2 separate regions of the Homo sapiens genome follow, and region 1 is linked to region 2. Evidence: chromatin contacts called from ENCODE Hi-C or POLR2A ChIA-PET data. All regions are on one chromosome and are shown on one strand. The core of a region is the stretch at or near the end of the contact, and the rest is flanking DNA. Distances in the headings are between cores, read along the strand shown. Region 1 overlaps ASXL2 (ASXL transcriptional regulator 2). Region 2 overlaps DTNB (dystrobrevin beta).

What was found. A loop is a pair of places that touch in the nucleus more often than their neighbours do. ChIA-PET counts read pairs that join two places held with the same protein, here RNA polymerase II (POLR2A). Pooled maps may share reads with other maps.
Region 1: a loop to region 2 is called in a pooled map, with 7 times the contacts of the local background. The contact joins two enhancer-like sites. A Hi-C loop is called at or near these places in 4 of 50 pooled maps. POLR2A ChIA-PET finds 5 or more read pairs at or near these places in 2 of 52 experiments (HEK293T and activated CD4-positive, alpha-beta T cell).

The regions. Positions count from the first base shown.
Region 1 is chr2:25,815,111-25,818,213 of GRCh38, reverse strand. The region is part of intron 3 of ASXL2 (ASXL transcriptional regulator 2); the gene reads left to right. Among named protein-coding and RNA genes, the nearest start is that of ASXL2, 62 kb to the left of the region's middle. RefSeq lists an enhancer at 405-584. Within about 2 kb of position 1,838, at least 2 of the 41 ENCODE cell types and tissues checked have a DNase peak (open chromatin) inside an H3K27ac peak, as active enhancers do.
Region 2 is chr2:25,556,947-25,560,010 of GRCh38, reverse strand. The region is part of intron 8 of DTNB (dystrobrevin beta); the gene reads left to right. Among named protein-coding and RNA genes, the nearest start is that of DTNB, 120 kb to the left of the region's middle. RefSeq lists an enhancer at 1,144-1,839. Within about 2 kb of position 1,555, at least 5 of the 41 ENCODE cell types and tissues checked have a DNase peak (open chromatin) inside an H3K27ac peak, as active enhancers do.

The DNA.
Region 1 (3,103 bases), core at 589-3,088, 260 kb before region 2:
AACAGGATTTGAGGTATAGTAAGTCATTGGTCAAATATACTCTAAATGAAAGATAAATTTTAACAGGTGAGCCATTCTATCATAGGTTTGCAAAGCCTTTGAAATTCTATTTGAAAATATACTTTGATGTAACAGACTTTCAAGTTACCATCAAAATGCTGAAAATGCTTTTATATTAATGTGTTTTAAGTGAAGAGCTAATTTTTCCCCTAAAAATCATTACCATGTAACTTAAATGATTAAAAGTTTTGGTGATATGATCTAAATATACTCATTCTAAAACCACTAGTTTTCTCAGCTTCATCTTTGGCTTGTCTCTTGATCTTTGAATGTTATGTATAGGCATCCCCTTCTTTGTATTTGTGGGCATCTGGGGTTCTCACTCTCTGTCAGTGTATCATCTTGTACTTGGTGAACAAGTACCTTGCTATTCAGTGTGTCTTTTTAAGTGAAAGTCTTTCATTTCCATCTGTATGCAATTTCCCCTCTTACCTGCTGTTCTAGTTTTTGTTTTGTTTTTAATAGCATGCCCTGTGACAAAGTGATTTTCAAAAAGAGCTCTATTGTCTTTCAGAAGTTTCCTTGTTTTAATAGTTTATTTGTATATTTCCGGACTATTTACTTCAATATTTCTTGTAGAAATGATGCCTGATAACCCCCTACCCAAATTAAATTAATCAGTGAAAAAAATGTACACTGAAGAACATATCCTGAAAAACTTTTAAGTAGGAATAACCATTGTTTATTGCATTTAATTGAAGAGACCAAGAAAGTTACTAGGCTTTAGTTTCTTCACTGTGAGGTAATATTAATTCCTAAATGATCTCTGAAGTTGAGGAAAAACAAAATAGAAAAATTCTGAAAGTGTATTGTCATTTTAAAAATGAAAGTTGAAAAAAGTAGAAAACATTTACGTTTCTTATATGTTACCTAATTGCAAATGTATTCCACTTTTTTCCAAAAAATAGTTTCTCCATTCCTTGTTTACTTTGGTGCATTTCTTTTTGGCTGGATTTCATCATCAGCTAGAATTTTTACATTTATGGATGATCTTTTCCCTGAGTTCTTGCGGGCTTAAGAATTTTTTTTTTTGAGACAGAGTCTTGCTCTGCCAACCAGGCTGGAGTGCAGTGCAATCTTGGCTCACTGCAACCTCCGTCTCCTGGGTTCAAGCAATTCTCATGCCTTAGCCTCCCAAATAGCTGGGATTACAGATGCCTACCACCATGCTTGGATAATTTTTGCATTTTTAGTAGAGACTGGGTTTCACCATGTTGGCCAGGCTGGCCTCGAACATCAGACCTCAGGTGATCCGCCAACCTCGGCCTCCCAAAGTGTTGGGATTACAGGCGTGAGCCACCACACCAAGCCAAGAATGTTTTCTATTGCCTCTTTGTTTGAATGCCATCTAGGCTAGATATAAAATTTTTCATTCATACTCTTAAGAACTTTTTTTGCTGTCTTTTGGCAGTGAGTATTGCTAAGAAAGCAAATGTTTCCTTCATTATATAGTGCTTGCTTTATTGGTCAATATTTTGCTGCATAATCTTAAAATTTCAGTGGCTTATAACAACAAATACTTTTTTTCTTCCTCATGTCTTTAGGTTAACTGGGGCTTAGTTATTGTTAGCTAGACTTTGTTGTAGGCTGTGGATTGTTCTCTCCTTCTGCTGGAATCTGGCTCTCATGTCAATCACAGGAGTCAGCCAAACAGGCAAATTTTAGCCTCTGCTTCCGTCATGTCTCTTATTTCATTGATCAAATCAAGCCTTGTGGCCAAGACGAACATCATTGTGGCAGGGAAATATATTTCACTTACTGTAACGTACTGCAAGGTCACACGATGGTGTGAATGATGAAATGGAAACACTAATTCAAGCTGCCACTTTGGCTTTTAACGCCTGGAACCTGGTTTGATTCTTTCTTTATCCTTGACGCTTAAGATTTAGGAAAATATTAACTTTTTTTTTTTTTTTGAGATGGAGGCTCGCTTTGTCGCACAGGCTGGAGTGCAGTGGCTCACTGAAACCTCCGCCTCTTGGATTCAAGTGATCAGCTCACCTTGGTCTTCCAAAGTGCTGGGATTACAGGTGTGAGCCACCGCACCCAGCCAAGATTTAGGAAAAATTTAGATGTTTCTGAGTATCTGAGTACTTGGGGTTAGTCTGTACAGATTTGGGTAGCATCTTACCTCTTACATTATCATGTAATATACATTATTGATGCATAAGGGTAATCTTTTCTCGTTAACAGAAGAGAGTGGTTTACCTGTGAATATTCTCCTGTGTTGTTGTTCTTTTCCCTTTCCTATCTCTGTAAATTTGATTGCTTTTATGTAGGTGCTTTGTATCTATTAAGATACTTCCAGCTGTAAATGACAGGAAACACGATGTAAACTGGCTTAAACATTGAAGGAATCTCATCATTTAATGCAAGTGAAAAAAACAGGCAAAACTTTATCCAAGTTCTCCAGTCAGTTTCATCAGTATCTCAGCTCTGCTTCCTTCAATTTTGTTCCATTCTCAGTAGGCTCATCCATCATAATTGCAAGATGACTGCTCACAGGCCTTAGAGCTGGATATTTTGGGTTGAATTGTAGAAGAGAAGAAAGATTCTACTTTTCAGAGACATTAAAATCACTCATCACTGAGTCTGGCTCGCTTACAGTTGAGTCAGATTTTTTCCTTTCAGTATATGTAGTTATAAATATGTGTTTCAGAGAAGTATAGGATTTATAGAACATAGAAGTGGCTTATTTTAGCAAGAGACATTAAGGCTAAAATCTGAAAAGTTGAATTGGAGGTTGCTAGGAGAAAAGGAGGTGAGGGTTATCATTGCAAGCAGAAGTGTTGGGCCAAGTAGTCAGAAGAATTTTAAATTACCAAATGAAAAGAAAGGTAGAGTAGGCTGGCAGAGAGGGTGTGTAGCAGAATGGTCAAGGTCAGATTATTTTGGTCAAGGTCAGATTATTTTGATAATTTTGTACTTTATACTAAGAACATTATGATATGGATGAATTTTAAGCTGGACAGGAGGTAGTATGATCATATTTATATTTAAAAGGTTACTCTGGCTTCAGAGTGGAGAATAGTTGTATGTGAGG
Region 2 (3,064 bases), core at 306-2,805:
TCTCAAAGTGTTGGGATTACAGGCGTGAGCCACCCACCACGCCCGGCCCCTTGACACGTACATTGAACATCACACTGTTCTTTCCCTCTTCCAGCTTCTAGCTGCAGTTGGCGTTCTTTGACTTTGTGGCTGTGTCACTTCAGTCTCTGCCTCCTGGGTTACATTGCCTTCTTCTCATCTGTCTCTTCTCCTCTGTGTATCTGTCTTATATGAAAATACATTTGATTGCATTTTGGGCCCAACCAGGTAATCCAGGGTAAATGCTTCCTCTCCCATCTAGATTCTTAAGTTAATTTTGTCATAGAAGGTAATATTCACTCTTCTGCCATATAAGGTAATGCAGGTTCCAGAGATTAGGATGTGGACATATCTTTTGGGGGGCCGTCATTCATCCCACTACGATCAGTGCATTGGAAAGATCAACTGTAAATGTTGAAATCAACAAGAATTATGACAGTAGTAATGTTGGACTCCGCGAAGGAGGGACAACTTGGGTTTTGGTCTGATTATACGACATTCAAAATCGGAGTTTTAAGGAAAAGGGAAAATGATCTGAGAGTGGCAGTGTGGTTCTAGGAGGACTTCTCCTCCACCTGGAGGTCTAGTTGTTTGAGGGGTGTGAGAAAGAAAGCAGCTGCCACTTGAAATGGCTGCAGGGAAGCTGAGCCTTCAGGGAATGCCAGGTTTCCTCCTAGAGCCGTAGGTGAAAGCAACATTCAGAGAAGAGGTTGATGCGTAAGCCTCGGACAGAGGAGGGATTTTGCCGATGCTGGACTATGAAGACAAGGAGAAGGGTTTTGAGAGTTGAGGATTGGGGTCGCGTGAGGGGATGTACTGAGCCTCACAGGAATAAAAACCAGGTGAGAGTCTTGGATTTCTTATTTTTAAAAAGTATAACCTGATATAAAGGTCGTGCTGGAATTAACCCCAGATAGGCAGATCATGGCACTGTGGCAATGTGTTAGTTGAGAGGGTGTTGGTTGCCAGGAACATGCAGGGCTCTGGGTTCATCTTTTTACTCTTGTTGATGGTGTTATGGAGGCCTGGGGAGAAGTGCTCTGAAACTCTCCCATTCGACAGCTGACTTAGAGCTAAAGTGACTGCTTCGTTGACCAGAGGCCTCCCTTTGAAATTCTGGACTTTCTAGAGCCCCCCAAGGGTTAGGGGGAATAGTCTGGGATATCCTGATAACCTTTATCCGCATTTTCAGTAGGTTGCTTGGGATGTTTTAGATATTGCTCCTTTCAATCATCTGAACGTTGCCCAATTCTACTGTGTTGTTTGCATGCACGATTTATTCATAAAACCACTTACAGCTGCAAAAATGCTAAGTTTAAAACGAGAACATTCAAAATGGACCCAGCTGTTTAAAAAGATGGATGCGATCAAATAAAGAATTGGTGTGTAGTTTATGAAACAATAAGGCATTTTTTCAACTGTAGCCTGATTATTCTTAGAGCGATGACAAGGAGGTTTTTCCATTACAAAGAAGTGTATGACTTAGCTTAAACCAAGCAGTTCTTCAAATGAGCAATTTCCTGTGGCAGTCATCACTTAGCCACAGCCCTTTTGTCAACTTTAGATCTTTTTTTTGTTCTTGCAGATGGCCACCAGAGCTGCACTGGAGAGTGCATCTTCTGCTTCCATGTGTGGGAAGATCACTGTGTTCTCTGTGACCCAGTAGTGTGAATTGCTTATCTGTTTCTGCATTAACTCAAATTTATCAGTGATTATTGCCTGAATACCTCATGCTTTCTGAGATCTACAGGTACAGATTTAGGGTTGAACTCTTTCTCTAAATAAATTTAATCCATGTGTGTTATATGTTGTATATCTTCATTTAGTGACTACGAAATGTCTAGCTATGAAATGTGCATGTTAATTACTCATTAAGCCTTTGGATCGCCTTTGATGAGCCAGATCCTGTGCTCCCCGGCATTCTCTTGCACACCTTCTTTCTGAATGTTTTCTCACAGTTCCGGCTTTTACATGCCCCTCACTCCACCCCAGACGCTAATAAATTTCTGCAGTTCTTAGTTCCAGCTCGTTCTTCTTGTTTAGGTTAAGACTCCTACATTCAGAGATCTCATGGACATTTCTGTCTTGAAGTCTCACTGGTTCTTCTGTCAATATGTGGTTCTAATAATTTTTCAGTTCCTTTTCTTGGACTTCCAAGTAGATAATTACATCATCTGTAGGAAGCAGCAACTGAATCACTTTCTGATAGTTTTACCCCTGTCTCAATTTTTTACCTCTTTGTGTTAGTAAGAACTTCTAATTTGTGGGGAAGCAGTGCTTCCCAGAATTCCCTGGAAAGAATCACCTGGGCTGTTTGTTAAATATACAAAGTCCCAGGCCTTCACCCTTGGGAATATTAGTAGGTCTGGGTTGAGGCTGAGGAATCTGCTTTGTTTTATTTTTTAAACAAAGGCCCTGGACATTTTTTATCTTGAGAAAACTTTGGAAAACACTGTTTTAGAGCAGTGCTAAATAATAGTTGTGATAGTCTTTTGTTGCTGCTTTTAGTGTGTCTGTACCATGTGTGATGTCAGTGGACTGCTGGCTCTCCTCCTATTTTGACCTGTGGTAGCACTTGTGACAGCTTTGGAACTGTGATGTGTCCGGTGTAGCGATACAATGGGCTGTCTAAACAGGGCAGCGAGCTTTCTGTCCTGGTATTCATTCAGTGACATCTCAGTTCCAGGCCCTGGAGAGTGCCACCATACACAGAAGCACATGGGAAGACCTCTTAGTCTTCCAACTCTCATACTCCCTCTAACTCCAGTCTGCCTTTCTTGGGATCCTGGCTGCCTGTGGATCTACTTCCATAGTATTTGTGTGCTCTGCTTTTTTTGGTTTTAGCTGACTAGAACTTTTGTTTACCTAAACCTGAAATATTGGTCACACTCCTTCCTACTTCAGTTCTGCCATGGAACCCATTACTGCATTTGAGTGCCAGAGAACTGTCTGCTGTCTGTATTCGAGAAGCAACTTCTAATACAAAGATGACTTATAACACATGAAAGTTTTTTCTTACAGAGTAATGTTTTGAAAGCTTTTACAG